3 separate regions of the Mus musculus genome follow, and regions 2 and 3 are each linked to region 1. The links are chromatin loops, found by intact Hi-C in ENCODE. Cell type or tissue: heart. All regions are shown on one strand. Links, peaks and the distances in the headings refer to the core of each region. The heading gives the core; the rest is flanking DNA.

Region 1 (7,482 bases), core at 966-5,965:
TGTATCTACAGCCTTGGGGCCTGAGGGGTCTTATGAATCTGGTAAGTTTCAGAGATTTCCAGAGACTTCTAAGTCATTTAACTCCCTTTTTTGTTTTTGGTTTGGTTTTGGTTTTGGTTTTTCCAGACAGGGTTTCTCTGTGTAGCCCTGGCTGTCCTGGAACTCACTCTGTAGACCAGGCTGGCCTTGAACTCAGAAATCCACCTGCCTCTGCTTCCTAAGTGCAGGGATTAAAGGCATGTGCCACCTCCTGAATCTTAGTGGGCCTCCCATTAGAACTTTTGGAGTCCTCAGAGCACCGTCCCCACACACCCCAAGATGGAAAGTTTCCATTCAAAAGAAAATGCCACACAACAGAAGGAAAGACCCAGACCCTAGTCTGTCAAGGCTAACTCTAAACTCTGAGAAGAGAATTTAACTGTTTCACTTTAAGCCACCATTAATTAGGGTTTGTGTGACAGTGCAGCTGCCTCTGGTCCTGACTGAGAGATCACCTGGCCAGAAGGTGAACTAAAGGGCCCATTGGTTTTATCTTTAGAACATCAGAGAGCAGTGCTGATCCTCGAGGAGACTGTCAGTCGAATTTTAAGAATAAGAGCAGGCTGGGGATATAGACTGCTTGGGTAAAGTACCTGCTGACAGGGAGAGTAAGAAGTAAGGAGGGTATGGTGACACAGCAGTTGTAATCCCTGCACAGGAGGAGGTGGAGACAGGATCATCAGACCGCAAGGTCACTCAGCCACTTAGCAAGTTGGAGACCAGCCCAGAATACCTGAGATCTGTCTCTAAAAGAACAAAGCATCCCCATGCCAAGCCAAAACAACCGCCCTCACACAAATCACACAAACAGATACCCCAAACAATCAAAGGAGAAGGTCTTAAAAGGAAACACCAGTGGAGGTCGCTTCTCCGACAACTGAAGAAAAGGAGTAGTCTGTAGGCTGGAAAACTACTTAAAGAGCAAGGGCTAAGCATAGTAAAGAGAGGCCAGATCCTGACAGGGAGCAGTAGAGCAGGGCAGGCCTGGCAGCAGGACCTGGGGCCCCACTTGGCTTTGGTGTCTACACAGGTTGAGCAAACTTGACTTCTTTTTTACTTTTCTGTTTCTCTAGGACTGATTGGTTACTTTGTTCTCTATCTCTGTGTCTCCATCTCCGTCTCCCTCCCCCCCCTCCCCCCCCCCCCCCCCCCGTGTGTGTGTGTGTGTGTGTGTGTGTGTGTGTGTGTGTGTGTGTGTGTGTGTGAGAGAGAGAGAGAGAGTTTAAGTGCCATTATACTTCTACTTACATGGGTTCTAAGGACCAGAGTTTAAGCAATAGTCTGATGTCTGCTAGAGAAGCCCAAAATGGGCTGAGTGGTGGAAATGGCTCACAACAGCGTAGCAAGCTGGACACAGCCAATAGTGGTCCAAAAGCGTGAAGGGATATTTTCAGAAATAAACCATTATAAATTTTTTTGTTTCTTTGTTTTTTGTTTGTTCGTTTTTTTTTTTTTGTTGTTTTTTTGGGGGGGTTTGGTTGGGTTTTTTTTTGTTTGTTTGTTTTGTTTTTTTGTTTTTTGTTTTTTGATTTTTGGCTTTTGGTTTTTCTGTATAGCCCTGGCTGTCCTGGAATTCACTTTGTAGACCAGGCTGGCCTTGAACTCAGAAATCCACCTGCCTCTGCCTCCCGAGTGCTAGAATTAAAGGCATGCGCCACCACGCCCGGCTTCCATTATAAGTTTTAAGTTGCTTGCCGTTCGAGTAGTTCTGGGTAGTACATTTAGAATCTCACAGCATCTGAACCACCTCTCGGGCATGAATTGGCCTGGAGGCAGGGTCTGCCCCTCCTGTTAGCTGACTCCATTTTCAGATTGATAGGCGCATTGTCATAGTGCCAAGGTCCCCGCAACTCTCACTTTCCTTGACCTCATCCTCAGAGAACAAGAGCGGATTGTAGTGGGTTGGGCTGTGCCAAGGAGAAGCCACGCAGGGCTTCTTCTAAGTAGAGAGACGGTAGACATTTTGAGAGAGAGCCCACACTCACAAAATGTTTATTAGGTTATATTATTATAATTGTCTTACTTATTATGAGTTGATTTGTTAATTCTTTCTGGGCATAACAATACTTTATTATTATTAATTTTAGAGTCAGGATTTCCGGTACCTCAGGTGGCCTCAAACTCACTGTGCAGCAGAAGATGACCTTGAACTTCTGACCCTCCCACCTCTAGCTCCTGAGCGATTACAAGCATATGTTGGTACACTGGGTCTTAGGCCATGCTGGAGATGAGCCCAGGGCTAGGTGGAGTTTACCAACTGAGCTAGCCCCAGCTATCTCAGCCTACTTTATAAGCCAAAGCTTATTCATGCTAGGCAAGAGCACTGTCTGGAAGCAGGTGTACCTTAGGGCCCAGATGATCTGCAAGTGTGCACCGCTCCCCCCCCCCCTTCCCCCCATAATGTTCAAGGTTCAAGGAACTTTTTGCTCTCAGGCAAGGGGTGCCACGGCACCAAGTGGCCAGAGCTGATAGGCTCTGGAGCATCAGTCCCTGCCTTCCTGAGGCCACAGAGGCACCCTGTGTGCCAAACTCCACTCTTGATGGGAGCTGCCGGTTGGGGACAAAAAGACAGATTAAATGAAGACCCAAGGAATATGAACCAAAAGAAGGAAGACAAGTTTAATAGATTCCACTCCTCCCCCCCCCCATCTCCGGCACCCCACTAATATTGATCAAGTCAGCAAGTGCAATATCCTGTCTCTGCTCTTTGCTTTTACTCTCAGGAGATAGAGTCTCACTAAGTTGTTAAGACCATCCTCGACCTCCAAATCCTCCTGTCTAGGCTGGGCTTACAGGCCTGCTCCACAGCCACCAGCCTGGCTGACCTGGGTGATTTTAATGGGAATGATCTCAATGAAAAAGTTTACCCCCATGGTGAGTGCAGACAGAGGCTTTGGAACAGGCTGGGCGGCTCGGGAATGAGGAGCAGCTGCCAGCATCTCCCAGGAGGGGGCAGCAACGCCACATGCAAACAGGACCATGACTTCTCTAGGAGGGAGGGTCCCAGAAGAGGAGGGTGGAGCTGGGGAAGTCCTGTCTGTGGCCTCAGCACCTCTCACTCGACCTGCTAGCATCCTTTCTCACCGGCCAGAGTGTATCCCTCCGGAGGACTGCAGGAATTCAGTTTATTACTGTCCCTATGGTCCCCAAAGCTCCAGGGAAGTTGGCTGGGTTGATAGAGGCACAAAGGATCCATGGGAGTCTTTTGCTTGGTTAATCTGGCCTCTTCTGAGCAGTTAAATGCTGAGCAGGTGGTTAAACCTTGGTTGTTTGAGAACCTCCCCCGCCCCCCCCCCCCAACAAAGGGTCCTTCTCCTCTGGAAGCCACCATGCAGTGGGTTATTTGATTTCAGGATGGGCGTGAACTGAGTTCCGAGGAGAAGGAGGAGGAGAAGGAGGAGGAGGAGGAGGAGGAGGAGGAGGAGGAGGAAGAGGAGGAGGAGGAGGAGGAGAAGGAGAAGAAGAAGAAGAAGAAGAAGAAGAAGAAGAAGAAGAAGAAGAAGAAGAAGAAGAAGAAGAAGAAGAAGAAGAAGAAAAGAGCCACACCTATGTTAAAGAGTCCACTGGGCTGATGAACTGATTAAAATGTAACGATTACGAAGAGTTGGAATGCTGTCGATCCAGGCTCCTCTTTGGTTATCTTTGGTCTGCTTAATAGCCTCTTATCATTCCTATCTTTAGTAACATCCTTCCTGTGATCAGGTAAATCCTGCTGGAATACAGGAACCAGAGCTTAACCTTCACCCACCTCCAAACCAAGAATGCTACCAGACAGTGCCTGAGTCCCTAATCCTGTCCTTAGCTATAAAGTTCTCCAAACTGTCTCCACCTTGGGATGCATTATTCTGGGACAAGGGGAACCTGTGTTCCCAGTCCATGGTCACTCGTATTTGAATCATATAAGAATCAATTATCTTCTTCCCTTTGGAGTGGGAGGAACATTTCGTATAGACAGCTGACTCCATTTTCAGATTGATAGGCGCATTGTCATAGTGCCAAGGTCCTCGCAACTCTCACTTTCCTTGACCTCATCCTCAGAGAACAAGAGCGGATTGTAGTGGGTTGGGCTGTGCCAAGGAGAAGCCACGCAGGGCTTCTTCTAAGTAGAGAGACGGTAGACATTTTGAGAGAGAGCCCACACTCACAAAATGTTTATTAGGTTATATTATTATAATTGTCTTACTTTATTATGAGTTGATTTGTTAATTCTTTCTGGGCATAAACAATACTTTATTATTATTATTATTAATTTTAGTGTAAGGTGTGTGTGTGTGTGTGCCTGTGGTGTTTGTATGGTGTGTGTATGTGTGTGTATGTGTATGGTGTTTGTGTGAGGTGTGTGTGAGGTGTGTGTGTGTGTGTGTGTGTGTGTGTGTGTGTGTGTTGGGTAGGGTAATTTGGCTACAGAGGAAGATGGAATAGAGCACTGAGCTCTAGATGAGCATGAAGCAGTCCTGTGAGGGGATCTTGAACATGTGCTTAGTTGAAGGAAGAACGAGGAGTCTGTTGGTCCACCCCGTGAGCATTTCCTTAGGGCCTACTGGGCACGTTTCTTCCTCCCTGTGAGAGGCCAAAGTCCCTTAGAAGGAGACACTCCATCATTCTGAAGTGGAAAGACTGGGTCGGAGAATGTGTAGGCCGCAGAGGGAGAGGATGAGTGGTGAGGACAGGTCTCACTGGTGTGAGATGAGAAAGGCCTTCCTGAGATGGGAGAGCTAGTGGGGGCATGGCTGCTATTTCTGTGTTGCACGGGTTACAAATCTCTTCTTGGCCTGGAAGCCTTCAAGTCGGGGAGATGTCTCATGAGCCAGCCGTCCTCTCTTGGTGACTCAGCCTCCACTGGGCTCTAAAACTCTTCTGTGTATGTGCACTGGCTTTGCCGGCTGAAAAATCTACCTCTTAAATTGGTTCAAAGGTTGCCTTGTCTTACAACAGCAAGCCTGTGGTGGGCCTAGGATCTATTTTCGGGGAGAAGCCACACGCCAGTGGATTACTTCCAGGCTGACCCCTTCGGCTCCAGGTCTGTGCTGACAGCTTCCTGGGTTCCCCTGGAGCCGTTTGTGAAAGACTTCTAGATACCCATCTGCCTTTAGGGAAGAATGACTGGAGAGCCACGGGGTGGGGGTGGGGGCAAGGGAGAGGCCAACCCATCCCCTGTGCACAGGCTCTCAAATTGGTTGCAGGGAGAATTCCAAGGGAGAGCCTTGGACAATGTTCACCCCTGCCTGCATTTCTAAGGAGGATCATGTGGGGGCTGGCAAGTTGACTCATCCCTGATAGCCCATAGCAAGCCTGAAAATCTGAGTTTGATCCTCAGGACCCACAGAAATTGGAGGGAGAGAACTGACTCTTGCAAGCTGTCCTCCGACCTCCATACCCACCTAATCACAACACACGCACACACAATAGAGAAATCTGAAATTCGGGTTAATCAGAGAGCACCCCCCACAACCCCCAGGGGATGGGAGATGGGATTTTTTTCCAATTCTTCCTCCTCTTTTCACCTGTGTTCTTTGCAAACTGCAGGAGGGCAAAGCCATTGGGAGAGGACACAGAGGTCAGGGGCAGGAAGGGACAGTCACCAAGGAAGTCACAAAGTTTGCCATGTCTGTGTACCTGGAAATCTCAAAGAAAAAGAAAAGGGTAGAGCCGGGTTGCAACTGGCTTAGGAATCTGTATTTTTCTCACTTCTGGAATCTGATGAGGACTGGAAGATGAGTACTGGAAGATGAGGACTGGAAGATGAGGACTGGAAGATGAGGACTGGAAGATGAGGACTGGAAGATGAGGACTGGAAGATGAGGACTGGAAGATGAGGACCGGAAGAGAAAAACCTGTCGTGCTTTCGAAACTGGATTCCTCTTCCTCCACTTGTAGCTAAGAGCTAACTCTCAGCTTTCCTTTGTCTCTTGCTGCTCTGGTGGGCCCCAGCTCTTAGTCCTGTTTGCTCATTTCCCAAAATGTCAGCAGCCTTGTTCCTTTAAAATGGCAGGGCTTGAAGACGGGGTGTCTTCCTGCTGCACCACACAAGGCTCTAGCCTACAGCCTCACGTCCCTCTCTGCACCTTCAGGGGAAACCCCATCCATTCCTCTGTCACAGGTGACCTCCTGTCTCACCACCACCAGCCCTGCCTCATGTGTCCCCGCCTCTCCCCCACCCCCACCCCTGCCCCTGCTCTGTCACCTGCCCTTGCCTGGGGTCACAGCAGTAGCAGCTTGTGTTCGGAAGCCTTTCCAAAACCTACCAAGTTGAGTGTGGACATCTCCCTGAAATGATGTCCTGTTCCATTTGGGGTCCCTCAAGTCCTGCCTTGTATTAAGAGATAGATAAATATAATCTTCTCTCTCTGAGGGGAACACTCACTCACCTGTATGTATGTAAAGACTCTGTGGGGCCCTGGGCTAAATTAAACGGAGCACGATTATTGATGGGGAGAGATACAGTTAGAAATTAAAGAAAGCCTAAAGCATTGTCAGTTTGTACAAATGATTGGATTGCTTTGGCTTGAGTGTTCTCATTTGTTAAACAATGAACCATGATATCTGTAGGGCATTTGCATCCCTGGTATTCAGAGACTAACGAGGTTCTTACTGCGGTTTGTGTGTGTGTGATGTGTGTATGTTTGGTGGGTGTGTCTGGTGTTTGTGTGTGGTGTATGTGTCTGTGGTATGGGGTGTGTAGTATGTGTGATATTGTGTGGTGTGTACATGTGGTTGAGTTGTGTGTGTGTGTGTGTAGTGGTGTGTTATGTTTGGTGTGTACCTGTGGTGTATGTATGTGTGTGATGATGAGTATGTGGTGTTGTGTGGTGTGTACATGTGGTGTGATGTGTGTGTGAGTGTGTGATGTGTGCCTATGGTATGTGGTGTGTAATGTGTGTGTGTCTGGTATGTGATATGTGTGTGTCTGTGGTGTTTGTGTGGTATGTGTGTGTGTATGGTGTATGCTTGTGGTGTTTGTGTAAGGTGTGTGTGTGTGCCTATGGTGTTTGTATGGTGTGTGTATGTGTGTGTATGTATTTGGTGTATGCTTGTGGTGTTTGTGTAAGGTGTTTGTGTGTGCCTGTGGTATGTGTGTGTGTGTGTGTGTGTGTGTGTGTGTGTGTGTGTGTGTGTGTGTGTGTGTGTGTTGGGTAGGGTAATTTGGCTACAGAGGAAGATGGAATAGAGCACTGAGCTCTAGATGAGCATGAAGCAGTCCTGTGAGGGGATCTTGAACATGTGCTTAGTTGAAGGAAGAATGAGGAGTCTGTTGGTCCACCCCGTGAGCATTTCCTTAGGGCCTACTGGGCACGTGTCTTCCTCCCTGTGAGAGGCCAAAGTCCCTTAGAAGGAGACACTCCATCGTTCTGATGTGGAAAGACTGGGTAGGAGAATGTGCAGGCCGCAGAGGGGCCTGGAAGAGGGAGAGGATGAGTGGTGAGGACAGGTCTCACTGGTGTG
Region 2 (7,482 bases), core at 795-5,794, 74 kb after region 1:
TCCACCTTGAACTTTGACTCAACCCCTGTCATCTATCTCACAACCCCTGTGGTGTGACTTCAATAGATGTCCTTACATACAAGCAACCTGGGGAAAGAACTCATACTGACAGATGGGAGGACTGGACTCAGGTGACATTTGCTACATCCTGGAGTTGACCCACCCTTAAGGATTCGTGTCTGTATCTTAAGTGGTTAGGGGCATGGCAAATAGCAGCAGCAAAGACCTGCAAACCATCAAGGGTCATCCTACAATTCTGTTTGCCCATGTGTCACAAGCAGCAGATTTTATTCCCATCTCCCGTCCATGAAGATGAGAGGGTCCTCTGTCCAGCACCTGTCTGCCCTTTCTTTCTATCTTGCCCCAATTTGAACAGTTATTCCTCTTCCAAACAGATAAGGAAGCTTACCCTAGACAGCTGCCCCCATCCCAGCCTGAAGGGAGACTTACTGGTTACAAAGTGGCCTCACATCCTTTGAGGCCCACAGGGTCAAGGTAAGCATAGAGAATGGCTACCAATCTTCTCCCGGAAGCCTTCTATCCAGAAGCCGCCTCCCCTTTCTGGATCCTATCACTGTGGCCTGTTCTGGGTTTGCTCACAAAGTTACCAAATTAGAGCAAGGACACTGAGCAGAGGCAGCCAAGAGAAGCAGAGGAAAACAGGGGGAAGCCCTGGAGCTCACCCTTCTGGAAGGTGCTTTGGCAGACACTGTTCCTCCCCCCAAGCTATTCTCCCCAGCTGCCATTTATCTGAGCCCTTTTATAGCTGGGCACCTGGCCATCTAGAGTGAAGACATCTCTTTGAAGTTCGGTGGTCCATGTGACTAAGCTCTGGCTGGTGAAATACAAGCAAAAAATATCATGGGGCAACTTCTAGGAGCCTTGGACGAGACAGTTCAAAGCTGTTGTCTGTATCCTTTCTTCTTTCTAGTGCTAGAAGCATAAAGGCAAAGGCTGGATCCCTAGTCACCATCTTAGTCTATAGGGGCCATTTCCTGTTGCTTTAGGAAAGGGCAGAATAGGAGCTGGAGGGAGCCTGGAAGGTAGCAGTGTTACTTTTTTCGAGACAGGGTTTCTCTGTGTAGCCCTGGCTGTCCTGGAACTCACTTTGTAGAGCAGGCTGGCCTTGAACTCAGAAATCCACCTGCCTCTGCCTCCCGAGTGCTGGGATTAAAAGTGTGTGCCACCATGCCCGGCTATCATATTTTATTAGTACCATTATTACAAAAACTCTGTCTCTCACCTTGCATGGGTGGAAGAGAAAGAGGATTCATGTTTGTGACCCATTTGTTACTGTCATCATTCCTGCGACACAAGAGCTGACAGAGCAGCTTAGAGAAGGAAAGGTTTACTCTGGTTCATGCTTTATGGGGACTATGTGGCACTATGTGGCAATGGGAGTACACAGTGGAGGCTTGGTCGTAAGACATGGGCCAGGAAACAGGCAGAGCAGGCTCAAGTCAAAAGTAGCTATATTCTTCAAAGGCCTGCCCCTCGTGAACTACCTCTGCTATCGAAATCCCATATCCCAAAGGATTCATAGCCTTCCAAAACAACACCAAGACCTCAGGAATAAGAGTTCAAATAGAGATTAAGAGTCTGTATAGGACATTTCAGACTCAAGCCCTAAGAGTGACTGTTAGTTTGAGTATGTTTCTTGCATCTTGGTTCAATCCTGTTTTCTTATTTCTTCTCTCTCATTTGCCAGGTAATAAATGTGATCCTTTTGAGCCATATTTGGTACTCACTAGCACCCCAAAATTATCCTAACTAATGCAGAGAGTAAAGCAGACTCTCCTCCATTGAAGTTTCAAAGCCACCTAATAGTTTGATACATCAAAGGTGGTGACCACACTGGACTAGATATGACATGAGCTAAGGTGCCCAATAGAAGACACCATTCCTCAATGGTAGTTAGCAAATGTGTTGATCAAAAACTAAAACAGAAGGGTTGGGGATACAATTCAATAGTAGAACACTTGTCTAGCATGCACAGGGCCCTAGGTATGACCCCAGAGCTAAAAATGATAACAGCAAACCAAAACAAATACCCGAACCTGCCAAACCAACCAAAAAGCAAAGTGCAAACCATATAGTAATTAGTTTGGCAGCTAGGGCGATTGTGTGAGGGTTAATGCAGGCACCTTCAAGCTCCCTAACATATTCAAGGATCCAATTCCACTGACAAGATGGGATAAGAATTAACAGAATATGCTTCATCGCCATGAAATTCAATTGTTTTCAAGAAGCAGTTGGTGAGATGAAAGCTGAATTCCACACCAGTGAGGAAATCATCTCAAAAAGGTTGCACATCAGGCACAAGCTCACAGAACAAATTCCACAATTTGAATCAACACCAAATCCTGATAAAAGGATATTTCAATGTCATGATGTTTTCTTAATGAATGTTCTTGCCTTCGTCAAAACAAATGCATCCTTGCTTTTTGCCAAGAATTTTTCTAGCAGTGCATGAGAAATTAAGGCATATTTTCAGTAACACCCACTTACCCAAGATAACCAAAGATAACCTATTAGGAATGTTAGTACCAGGAAGTTTCCTTCTAAATATAAATTCTCTGTGTCTACAATCCATCCCTTCGCTTTCATGACAAATTTATGTTTTTATTTTTGAAGCTTAATCCACATACCCTCCTTAAACACAAATAATAATAAATGACACTTAAATTAATTCAATATCAGAGTGATTGAACTAATTTTTATTGTTAGATTATTCAGTCTTTCCAGTTTGAACCAGTTGGCCTTGTCTTTGGAGTGCAAGCAAATCAGTAAGCCTGGCAGAGAAGAGGCACACATTTTTCCAAGGATGGGTCAGAAAATGTGTGATTTTTTTTCCCCCTGCAGGCTATTGGCTTACTCACTGCAAAGAGAAAATCTCCAGAGACTCTGAAGTACAACTGAATAACATCCTAAGCTTGGATGTTTATCAAAACTCTGGCAAAAGCAGGCCAGAAATGGACTCTCTTCTAGCGAGGCTGCCAACATTTTCTGTCTTCATAGGATTGGACTATCTCGAGAAGAGTGTCCTGGTGACTGGGACCAGCTGGATCTAACTGACAAAACGCTTGGAAGAGGAGAAAACCAAGCAACCAAGAGGGTAGAGTGTATGCTGTTTGGAGCTGCAGAGAGATGATCATTTCGGCTGCTAAAAACCAAGCACACTTGTTCTTCTTTCTACAAATCCAAAGAGCTTTAGCCTGCCTTCTTACGGTTGTGCTCCGGAAAAGTGACCTGCAAGGATGCCCTCATGCTATTACTAGTGTTGTCTGCAAAGTTACCTATGCAATAGCTTACGACCACGGCATGCTATGTATCTATCTCAGCCATTGCTAAATGACTGTGTGTCAACAAGCTGGGAGGAAACCACAAAGCAACCTCTGATAAATAATAGTCTGATTATGAGTCATCTTCCCCTGAGCCACCGAGGGCTATCCTCAGTTACTTCAAAGAAATGGACAAAAATCTACTGGGAGAAAAGGAGTCAAAAGAGCCACTAGAGAGCGTTAACCTAACTCTGTGGTAAACATATTGATCAAAACCCATCTCTTCCAGCTTCCTTGTGTGTGTGCTTGTGTGGCACAGGTCAAAAAGTGAAATAATATTTTCTAGGCTCCCTTGCAACTAAAGTCATGGCTATCATTTGGATTTTACTCAGTAGATCACTGGTGAAAGATTTTAGGTGGATGAATGCTGCTTGTCTTTTCTGCTAGTTTTGGAAGCAAATCCGACTGTCCTGGAATTATCATGAGCCGAGATTTCAAAGATTTCATTCTTTGATTTTTTGGGAGGCACAGGGCAGGAATCGAGCCTTCTATCTTACAAGTGTGGGTTGTTGTGGCACAAGAGCTGGCAAGTAAGTGGTGGGCTTCCTGAGCGTGACACATTCTTGACCCCATAAGTGTCTGTTATGTCCTATTTCTCTCCTCCTCTCCTCCTCCTCTTCAATTGTGTTCATTTATTTGTGTGTGTGTGTGTGTGACTGCTTTACCTACTTGTATGTCTATGCACCATGTGGATTCCTGCTACCTTTAGAAGCCAGAAAAGGGTCCCCTGGGACTAGAACTACAAATAGTTGTGAGCCACCATGTGCTTGCTGGGAATCAAACCCAGGTCCTTTGGAAATGCAACTAGTTCTCTTCACCATTGAGCCAACTCTTCAGCCCTTATCCTATCTTCTTGTTGTTGTTTGAGACAAGCTCTCTCTCTGTAGACCAGGCTGGCCTTGAACTTACAGAGATCAGGCTGTCCCTGCCTCCTGAGTGCTGTGATCAAAAGTGTAATATTAAAGTGGTATTTCTAGAGACAACAACTCTAGCAGGAACTTACAAATTTGTCAAGCAGCTTCATCATTAGGAAAGGTTTACCTGCATCCCAGCGACTCTGGATTACACTATAACTTTAATAGCTTAATAGTTGTCTCTATTAAACTCAACCTTCCTAATAATCCTATAAGCCATTAGATGTTCCATAATACATATGTGTCTGGTGTGTGTGTGTGTGTGTGTGTGTGTGTGTGTGCGTGTGTGTGTTAGAGAGAGAGAGAGAGAGAGAGGGAGAGAGAGAGAGAGAGAGAGAGAGAGAGAGAGAGAGAGAGAGAGAGAGAGACTGTCTCATTATATAGCTATCATTGGCTTGGGGAATTGCAATGTAGATGAGGCTGTCTTGAACTTCCTGTGTCTGCTCTGAACTGGCTAGGACACATGCTTACTCTGATTCTACACTTACCCATGAACTACACACCTCTCTACAGAAATGCCCATTTCTTCCAGTTTTTGGCAGACGGGCGTGGGGAAGAGTGAATGAGGAGTGAGGGTGGAGTAAGGAAACTGACCTAGGGGAAAGTCTTACCCTGCAGCCTATTTCTGAACCCAGGAGTTGTGAGGGGAGACAGAATGAGAGCCAGGAAATAAAGCCAAGGTTCGAGCCAAGGAAAAGGTCAACTTGATGTTAAATGGAGAAACCTAGATGAAGGCAGGCAGAGGTCTGCAGGAACGGAGTTGGGGTGAAAGGTCCAGCGCTAAGGAAACTGAGAGTGGAGAGGAATGGACTGAGCATCTCTGGACAGCAAGTTGTTCAGGTTGTTGTAGTCAACTGCTTAAGAATAAGGTCAAATAGGACTCAGAAAACTTAAATAGCCATCTATGTATGTGTCCAGTAAATCCAGCATTCCTTCCAATATGTCAGAGTCCCTTGGAAAGGCCAGGTATAGCTCCTGTCCTCTTGGGTCCCAGTCTCATTGTAATATGCATCTCAGCTCCCTCCTCTGTCCCAGCATCCTAAGGTGTTGCCCCTTCCCCACCCTTCTCTTCCCAAGGGGCCCATTCAAGAAGCCTCATAGCTGACTTCACACAGGGGACAGAAACAGCATACTGGCTTCTTACAAAAAGCGTCAGAGTCAACGGCAGTCCTTTTCTTCAAAGTCTCTCGGCCTCCTTGGTCTTTTCTTCCAGGCTCATCTCAATGGCTTCCTTTGTTTTCATTGAGGAGTTTACATTTTTCCTCCTTTCTCTTCACTGAGCATCATCTGCCCAGATGGCTCCTTCATTAAGCAAAATGGTCCGTTAAGTCAGTTTGTCCCCTAAGCAGCTCTCAGCCAATATCTCATCCATCATGGCAGGAGATAGGTTTGGCTTTGCATAGAAGCATGAGCGATGACATCCAGAGCTCAGATGGAGGGTGATTGTGTTTGTCAGCTTTCCATCATCGTAACTAAATACCTAAGCTAATCCTCCTACCCGGAGAAAAGACTTATTTGGCTTGTGGTTTCAGCTCATGGTTGCTTGGATCAGTAACTTTTAGCCTCTGGTGAGACAGAATGTCATGGTTGGAAAAAAGCAGCTGGCTTTATGGTGACCAGGAAAGAGAGGGGGGTGGTGAGAATGGAGTCCTAAGATCCCCTTCACAAGCACACCCTCAGTGGGGGAAATTTCACGCCACTAGGCTTCGTCTCCTGAGCCTTCTGTCACTTCCTAGTAGTATAGGCTGATGGCCAACTCTTTAGCCCTTGACCTTGGGGAAATACTCAAAATCTAAAGGAAAACAGTGATTCTCTTTGGATCCCTCCCATTGAGATGGTTTCTTTCCAGGGGCCACAATAACACTTGGTTAGATACAACCATTTGCTTTCACTGTTGTCATTGAGAAAACAATTGGTCTAGCTTCACACTTTCAGGTTGTCACACACCAGCACTGTACCCCAAGCTCTAGGAGCATTCTCTGTGCAAGCAGTTTATCCCATTTTTTTACCTTCTGTATCCCCATGCCACAAGCACAGAAATTCCTCATACTCCCATAAGGCATGGTCATTTTCTCCATCTTAAATGTTCCCCCAAAGGCTCCTGTGTCGCAGGCTTGGCCCCCATGTGGCAGTAATGTTGTGAGGAGGTAGAGATGTCAGGAGGCAGGTCTGAGTGGAAGAAACTAGGTCACCAGAAATACTCCCTTGAAGAAGCTATGGTGGAGTTGGGCCCACGGCTACTGGGCCACCGTGTAATGATTGGCTTTCCTTTCCTTTTTTTCAAGTGCTTCTTTTTCCATGATGTATGGTCTCACTATGGGCCATATGACAATTGGCTGATAACTTTGAAACCATGAGCCAAATTAAGACATTCCTTCCTTCAAGTGATCTTCTTAGATATCTTATCACAACAATAGGAAGTTGACTACCACAACCCCAGGAATTTCATTCTCCATTGGCCTCCTCACATCTCTTTTCTTTTCCCCTGTAGCCAAGGATGGGCTAAAGTTGGCCAATCAAACATTGTAATTCCATGGCTTATTTTGCAAGGTGGTTTTAGACCTTTGCTGCTAAGTTATCTGATGTGCTAGATTCAGCTTTGAGGGTTTCCGAAAAAAAGCTGTGTGATAGAGTCATACTATTCTTAATATCCTGTCTAAAATAGACTAGTATTATGATCAGAAATTTTCCTAAGAAAACCATACCAGATGTTAGGCTTTTGTTTGTTTGTTTGTTTGTTTGTTTGTTTTGTTTTGCTTTGTTTTGTCTTTTGAGATAGGGTTTCTCTGTGTAACCCTGGCTGTCCTGGAACTCACTTTGTAGACCAGGATGGCCTCGAACTCAGAAATCCTCCTGCCTCTGCCTCCCAAGTGCTAGGATTAAAGGTGTGAGCCACCACACCCGGCTTAGTTTTTTTTGTTGGTTTATTTGTTTGCTTTGCATTTTGTTGTTGTTGGTGGTTGGCCTTTTTATTTGGTTGGTTTTGGTGGCCATCAGAGAGCTGAGGAATGCTGCAAAGATCATACCATGCAACAGACTTCATGCAGGAGATTTATTGGGGCTAAAGGAGTATATGAAAGACTGCCTCGCCAGGCGTGGTGGCGCACGCCTTTAATCCCAGCACTTGGGAGGCAGAGGCAGGCGGATTTCTGAGTTTGAGGATAGCCTGGTCTACAGAGTGAGTTCCAGGACAGCCAGGGCTATCCAGAAGAACCCTGTCTCGAAAA
Region 3 (7,482 bases), core at 795-5,794, 240 kb after region 1:
GGGTCGTGCGGGAGCAAATGAATGGAGACAGTCGCTGGCAGGTCACCGGGGACCGGGGCTCTGTCCCGATCTCCGCCGCTCCGGCACCTGATACTGAGATTAGCATAAGGGAGGTGTCCAGTGAACGTCGGAATGAATGAAAAAGGCTGGGAACCCGCGGCGAGCGGGAAGCCACTTGGAAAACACCCACTCGAGGAGGCGTCTCCTCTAGGCCTGTGAGACGCTCGCATTTTCCCAGGACCCCTCCTCCCGGCCCCGGGGCCCCGCCTCCTGACCCCTCCAGTCCCGGTCCCCGTAGTAATGCCCTCCGGTTTTCCTCAGTCTCCACGTACGTCCCCGAGGGCGCGTCCCAAAACCCGGATAACCGGAGCGCTCCCCATGGACTACTCGGAGGGCTTGTCCGCGGAGGAGCGGCCTGCGCATGCTCCATCGGCGGGGTAGGTTTCTAGGGAAAGGCAGTGAGCAGATCCCTTAGTCCGCGGGCGGCGCGAGGCGGCTGGCTCCCGGCGGCGGCGGCGGCGAAGCGGGGAAAGACGGCGCGGGGGCCGGGTGGCAGCGATCGGCGAGGCCGAGGGAAGGGGCGGGGGAGAGGAGCAGGGAAAGGCGGCGGGGGGAATCTCGCGAGGGTTGGAGTTTTGGCGAGAGTTTGTGGAAGATGGCGCCTGTTGTGACAGGGTAAGTCTGAGGGGGCAGCGAGTGCTGGGAACCGGGAAAGTTGCGGGCGTCTGACCGCCGGCGGCAGGCGGCGGGCCGGGGCCGCGCGGCGCGCCGGGGCCTCGGGAGGCGGCGCGGGGCGGCGACGCGATGGCGCGGGCCGGTGCGGGGCTCGCCCGTGCGCCGCGGTGGAGCGGGCTCCGGGCGCGTGAGGGCGGGCGGTGGCGAGGCCGGCGGCTGCGGGCGGAGTGCGGCCGGCGCGCGGGGCCGTAGGCACCGTGCCCGGCGCGCGCCCCCCTCGGCGGGCCTGGCGGGGATCCCGGCGCAGCTTTGTTCCCCGTGCGTGGCCCGCGTCGCCTGTCCTCCCAGCCGCTGCCCTGGGCGCCGGAGCGCTTTGTCTGTGTGCGCTGCCCCCCGCGATTCTGCCCCCAGCCCTTTGTTTCGCCGCCTTAGGCTCTCTGTGGGAGCCGCTGCGCGCCCCGCATCCCGTCTGCACCTCCACTCCGCCCGCTGTCCCTCCTCCCGTGCCCCTTTGTTGTATCCCTCTCTTCAGTAGCTGGGTGACCTGCCATAGCCCTGGCACCAGATTACTGCCGTTCTCTTTCTTCCATTGTCTTTCTCGTGTGTATCCCCTCTCACCTTTTTCTCTTTGGTCCTCACCCCCCCCCCCCAAGGCTTTGTCTCCCCTATGTAGTGTCTCATTCTCTTAGCATCCCCTTCCCCTCGCGTCACTGCCTGATTTATCCGCTGCCCACTGTGTCTGTCTGTTGAACTGTCTCAACCCCGGGGACTCCATCTGGTGCTTCTAAGTGCGCACAGACTCTAGGGTTTGCTTTTGTTGTTTGAGTCTGGGAGATGCTTGAGATACTTAAGTTTGCTCCTTCCGCGCCCCTCCTTTCTTCCTTCGCACCCATTTCTCTCGGGATCACACCCCTACCCACCCCTATGCGCCCCTCTCTTGGGATTAAAACGACCCCACTTTTCTTTGCCATCTTTCTGGGCCCGTGATTGTTTTGCTTGGTAAGAGTAGCGCTGGAAAAGGATCTCGATTTCTTGATGGTTATTGCCGTCCCCATCATTGGCTTCTGACGGCCCCAGGCCAAGGGCATCCGCAGTAGCCTTGCACCTGGGTTACCTGAGGGCTAATGGAAGGGTATATTTTAAGACTGTTAGAAGTAGGCTCAAAGGTACTTCCCACCCCCCCACCCCACCCCCTGTTGGTGATGGAGAATAGTTTCAGATATTCGCAGTGGATGTGCGTTTGATGTGAATAGGAGGTGAGTGAATTTTGATGTTGTAAACTTGTGAATGTTGGGCTGATGAAGTTTATCTTTTTTTTTTTCCCCTGGAATTTGTATCTACAGTTTTAATGACTTTTCGGAGACATCTGGCTTGGGAATTTGATCAATGGCTTGCTTCTTCATAATTTAAATGAGTTTACCATTTATGGTTGTTTGAATTTGCAGTTTGAGTGTGTAGTTTGTGATTTTTACTTCTGTGGATGTGTGGCAACTCCTATTCCGACGTTGGGAATCAGGTGCCAAAGAGCAGAGTGTAGTTTTGGTTTGATGAATACTGCTTTGAGGATCTTTGTGGGATACATTAATTACGGGCAGTCTAAAGACTGGTAGCTTTCAGTTTGGTTATCTTAAAAGGTACTTCCTTATGTTACTTGAGCATTAAGTTGTTTTCAGCTCTTATTGTTATGGTAATGTTAAAAGCTTGGGTGAAGTCTGGGGGTGTGGTGTAGGATATTGTATACTAATGGCCTGAATTACTGCATCAGGGTTGAAATAATTTAGGGTTGTAAATACTGAATGTATTGTTCAGAAATATTCTTCCACTAGTTGATCACTACTTTTAGAAGATACATTACCCTTAAAGTCATATGCAGCTTCTTCTCTATATAAAGTTGTACACAAAGAGTTGTTGAGGACATAGAAGATGAGGTCTAAGGAATGTTGGCACTTTGGAAAGCTTTTTAAAAACGTGGTTATTAGAATTTATAGGCGGAATACTTGCAGTATAAGGCACACTTTATGAACATACATGAAATTGTGAGAATTTGCATTTGTTTCATACTTAGTGCATAACTCGAGGCTAAAATTGGGCACACTGGTTCTGATCGTGAGCACAGTGCAAATTCTGTATAGTAATGCAATGTAGTTTGTTCTGATTTATGCATTTGAGAACGATCACAAAGACATCATAAAGTTAGCTTCACAACTTGAGGGGGTTGTTTCTAAGCATGTGAGACTTTTATACTTTCAGCCCAAAGGCTAGGAGTGAAATAAAAATGGTGCCTTAACTTAGACAGTGGGCATTTGGAAATATAATGAACGGTGGCTGGGTACCTTTCTGAGTATTATTTCATCTTTAAACTTATTACCCCGACATGTTTGTGGGGAATCGTTCTATTACATACGTCTAGGCACTCAGTTTTAAACAGTTAAGTTTAGGTAAAAGTTACTTCTTGATGTATACTCACAGACTTGTATGATCTCTTAAGTGGGTAAAATATACAAGTAAAAAGCTGCTATGGCCAGCTGTGATTCCTTAGATAATCGTTGGTATTATGGATGGGTCCAGCGTTAGAAGGAAATGGTTATGTTCTAAAGGTCTTACCTGTTTTAATTCTGAGGTTTACTTAGTTTTTGAAATAAGACTTGGCTTGAAAGCAAGCACTATTTTGCATTTTGCTTCCTCCTAATACTAGATTCATGTTATTTCAGCTAGGGGCAGTATTTTCTCATGGATTGACTAAAAATTGTTATTTTTGGCATTTGGCTTTGTGATTATTTCCAAGATATGTTGTTTCCTCTGCCAGCTTCCTAACTGTGCAGAATGGGAATGGAATAACTTGCCACATCTGTAGAGGTGCACCCTGCCCTAGGTAGAGCCCCCTTGGATGAACAGTGTGCTTAAGGTCTAGGAACTGTTACTGGAATGAGCTGATGTAGGTCATTTTATAGGAAGTCAAGTAGGAGGTTATGAACTAAGTTCTTGGCAAGTTAAAGGAGTGACAGTGAAATGAAAGAAAAAAAAAACAACTATGTGTTATTGAAGTTTGTATAAAAGATATAAATTTAGAGGGAGAGTGTCAAGCAGAAACAAAGAGATGGAAGGTATATCAGACTAAAACATTGTAAAATTATGGAATGCCCTTTATTGATTTCTGTATGTAGTAATACTTAATTTTTTATATTTTAATTTTAAAATTTTATTGTAGCAATACTTTTAAAAGGATAGTACAAAGTAATTTTTTGCACTCTTAGCCTGAAAAGTTTTATATCTGTCTTATATTTTTGGTATTTTGAAGAATATTTTCTGATCACTAGACATGATTTTAGACTTGGCTCTTGGTTTTAGGGGAAGTTTTTTTGCACTTGACATGCTGTAGATACTTCCTGATGAAACCCATTGTTCCTTTATTTTGGTAGTTGATAGTCTGGTGTCATCTAGTTCCCCAGTCAAAGTTTTGGGCTTCCTCTCTCACTAGCTCTTTCCTTCTGAACCTTTGAGACAGGTTGCACCATGCAGCCCGGGCCACCCTGGTACTTAAGATCACCTGCCTACGCCTCTCAGTGCTGGGATTACATGTGTGCTCATAGTTGAGCCTTTACTGTTTTTCTAATTACTAAGAACTGGTAGTTTTACCTTCTAAGGAACCCTTTTAATCTGTAATGACACAGTGCATGCTGACGTCGCTTCTCACCTAGTTTACCACAGGACCCTTTTCCCTTCTAGATTCACCTCTAGATTCCGTAGCTTCTCCATGGCAACTGCAGTGTTTCTGAGCAGTGAATCAATCACTCTAGTTCAAAAAGCTTTCAATGGCTCCCCCTACAGTCTTCACTAGGAGAGGCAGCAGGCTAGAGGGCTTTAAAGTTCTATTTGCTCTGTGCTGGGTTCCAATTCTATTTTTCTTTCCACTTAAATCTTTGTAATATTATCAGGCTGGCCTATCCTTTTCTCTCCCAACAGTTGGAAGATAATTATTCCCACGTTAAAGGGTTGTGACAGTTAAATGAAATCATGGGCAAGTGTTTAGTAGATTCAACACACATGCTTAATGCTTTAGAAAAATATTTTTTGCTATCGTAGCAGGTTCTTCATAGCTATTTCATGGTTCCTTCTTCAACTAAATTGTCCTTCTTTCATCTTAATACTCATATTTAAGAACTTTGAGTTCCAACCAAAATAGGCCCAGCAGTTTAATGCCTCCCTGAGTTTGGGAAAAAAATACAGGTTATTCTTTGAGGCCGAGATCAAGGAATAGTTTAACCAGATATGTCAGGCTAAGTTCCATGCTGTTGGTATGTGTCATTCGCTTTTATTTTAAGTTTTGTATTTTATTTATTTTGGTGCTTTTTAAAATTTTACTTTTGTTCTATGTGTATCAGGGTTTTGCTTGCATATATGTCTGTGTGGATGTCAGATCTACATGGGAGTACACACAGTTGTGAGCTGCCATGTGTGTGCTAGGATTTGAACCTGGATCCTCTAGGAAGAGCAGTCAGCATCCCAATGAGCCATCTTTTCAGCCCCCGGTATAATTCTCTAGGAAGTATGCAATTAAATTGTAGTGTAATTAGTATACTCAAACCATTTCCTTTTAATCATTTATATATTATATTCACAGGTGTGCCCAGCACTTGATAAGGAGTCAGAAAAAAATTTTAAACAGGTTTACATTTCTTTAAAACATGAATTAACTTGGCTATATAGTCTGAATTTAGTGTATAAAATTACTCTTGTAATAAGATACTCTTGGGACTGGAGAGATGGCTCAGTGGTTAAGAGAACTGACTGCTCTTCCAGAGGTCCTGAGTTCAATTCCCAGCAACCACATGGTGGCTCATAGCTATCTATCTGTAATGGGATCAGATGTCCTCTTCTGGTGTGTCTGAAGACAGCTACAGTGTACTCACAATAAATAAATAAATAAACAAATAAATTTTTTTGAAGGAAAAAAATGCTCATGTATCTCTAGTTTATGATTCTGTCAGGAAACTGCTGCTGGTGTCCCCAAAGGAGTTGATGTCGTCAGCCTCAGGCTGTCACATAGTATTAGAAAACATAGTGAGGTTCATAAAGATGTGTGTTAAGACGATAGGAAATACTGCTATGCATCGTTTATCCAGTAATGACAAGTGCACATTTCACATTGTGGTTCAGTGTGCTTGGTTATCAAGTAGCTCTTGAGAGGTTATTTACTTATTTACTCAAAGACTCAAAGACAAGACTTTCGGCCTGAGAGATAGCTTAGATTTTAGTGGGGAGGTTGAGACAGTAGATCCTTGGAGCTCTATTCGCCAATCATCCTAGTCACCTTGGTGAGAGGTTTCAGGCCAGAGGGAGAGGGAGAGGGAGAGGGAGAGGGAGAGGGAGAGGGAGAGGGAGAGGGAGAGGGAGAGGGAGAGACAGGCAGACAGACCCCCACCCTGTCTTTAAAAAAGTCTGAAGAATGACACCGGAAGTTGTCCTTTGACCTCGTCACATAGTTACATGTAGGAAGGCACAACTTTGTCTGTAGCCCAAGATGGCTTAACGTCATGATCTGCTGGCATTATAGATGTGTTACCACCAAGCCCAGCTAGTTCCATTTTTAAGTGTTTCAATTCTTGGATACATAAAAATGTACATGAAACCTTAGGGCACTGTGTACTGCTTTGGTTTTTTTTGTTTGTTTGTTTGTTTTGTTTTTTGTCCATACCACAGACTCAAATTAATGATCTATAGGGAAATTCATCTTTAGGAAAGATTGCTCACTGGTAATTTCCTCATCATTAGTTGTAAAATAGGGAATTATGCTTTCATTGTATTTACCTGCCAGGCACATTGTAACTGTTTTACCGGTGAAATTATAAATTAAAGGTCTAATAAAACAAGATGTGAGTGATTTGTAAATAGTAAAATATAGAGCTATTTTACTTAGTTTCCTTGATATCCATCCCTCCATGCACAAAGCTCACGATATACTTTCTGTTGCATCCTGTGGTTGTGGGTCATGTTTTAAGAATGGAGTAGTGTGTTAGTGCGTTTAGTACTTAGGTCCGCAACCCTTAAGATAGGGCTTTGACATTTTGAGCAGGCATATTTTGTAAATTACCAATCCACCAGGGGTGTTGTCATTGAGTCACCCCCAACTTGGGTTTAATTCTTGCTGCTCATGGATCTGCTTGGACACCCACAATAATAAAGGAATGTTGACTGCCTAGCTGCTACTATCTTTCAGATGCTCTGTTGGCAGTTCTGGGTGCCTCTTAGAGTCTGGCCTTACATCATGATGTTGCTTATGCCTCATTAGGCCTGCTGCTGCTTTGGTGAATGAAATGATAGTCTAATGGTCTGAAAAATGTATTTTTCAAGCATACATAAGAGATCTATGGGGATGGGGGAAGTATAAGTGGCAGTAATTGTTTATCTATGTAAATATTTGTGTAAATTTGTTAGGTTGACGAAATGCACAGAGGTCCACACAGCATCTGTTCAGTCAGATTGGCGAGCTCTCAGGCAGTATTCGGTATAGTTAAACTATTTTAAGCTTACATATAAAAAGAAAAGACAAACCGTTTCTTATGCATTCTAAGTTTCAAGGCATGAAACTGTCTGAATCGGATCTACGTGAGATAGAATACATTAACACTAGAAAAATCACTAATAAGATCCCTATATTCCTATAGTATGTTTTGTTGGCACTAGAGCTAATTTGCATTGTTAACTAGATGATGGTCTAAATTGCTAAAATAGTTTCTCATAAAAGTCTCCTATGAAAGTATTACTTTCTGAACGTGTTAGAGAGTATAATAGAAACAGACTGCATTA

Evidence for each region. Hi-C counts contacts between places; a loop is a spot of excess contacts. Peaks named below come from ENCODE experiments on the same cell type or tissue, not always from the same donor. Only the 100,000 strongest peaks of a DNase experiment are listed, where the experiment ranks them.
Region 2: it touches region 1 in a loop (2.1-fold over the local background); 2 of 42 quality-filtered maps call a loop at or near these places.
Region 3: it touches region 1 in a loop (7-fold over the local background); 40 of 42 quality-filtered maps call a loop at or near these places.

Annotation. Positions count from the first base shown.
Region 1 is chr5:53,352,249-53,359,730 of GRCm38, forward strand. No RefSeq gene overlaps it. Among named protein-coding and RNA genes, the nearest start is that of Gm40303, 89 kb to the left of the region's middle. In heart, for the core only: no CTCF peak of the experiment used is centred there; a DNase peak (open chromatin) is centred at 2,993.
Region 2 is chr5:53,426,915-53,434,396 of GRCm38, forward strand. No RefSeq gene overlaps it. Among named protein-coding and RNA genes, the nearest start is that of Gm40304, 120 kb to the right of the region's middle. In heart, for the core only: a CTCF peak has its summit at 2,893 (motif pointing left); a DNase peak (open chromatin) is centred at 2,967.
Region 3 is chr5:53,590,050-53,597,531 of GRCm38, forward strand. It overlaps Rbpj (recombination signal binding protein for immunoglobulin kappa J region), which reads left to right and starts at 437. Exons shown (of 11, transcript NM_001080927.2): 1 at 437-675. The coding sequence starts at 656. In heart, for the core only: CTCF peaks have their summits at 1,892, 3,405 and 4,502 (motif pointing left); DNase peaks (open chromatin) are centred at 1,162, 1,622 and 4,332; H3K4me3 peaks cover 1,463 bases; H3K27ac peaks cover 1,084 bases.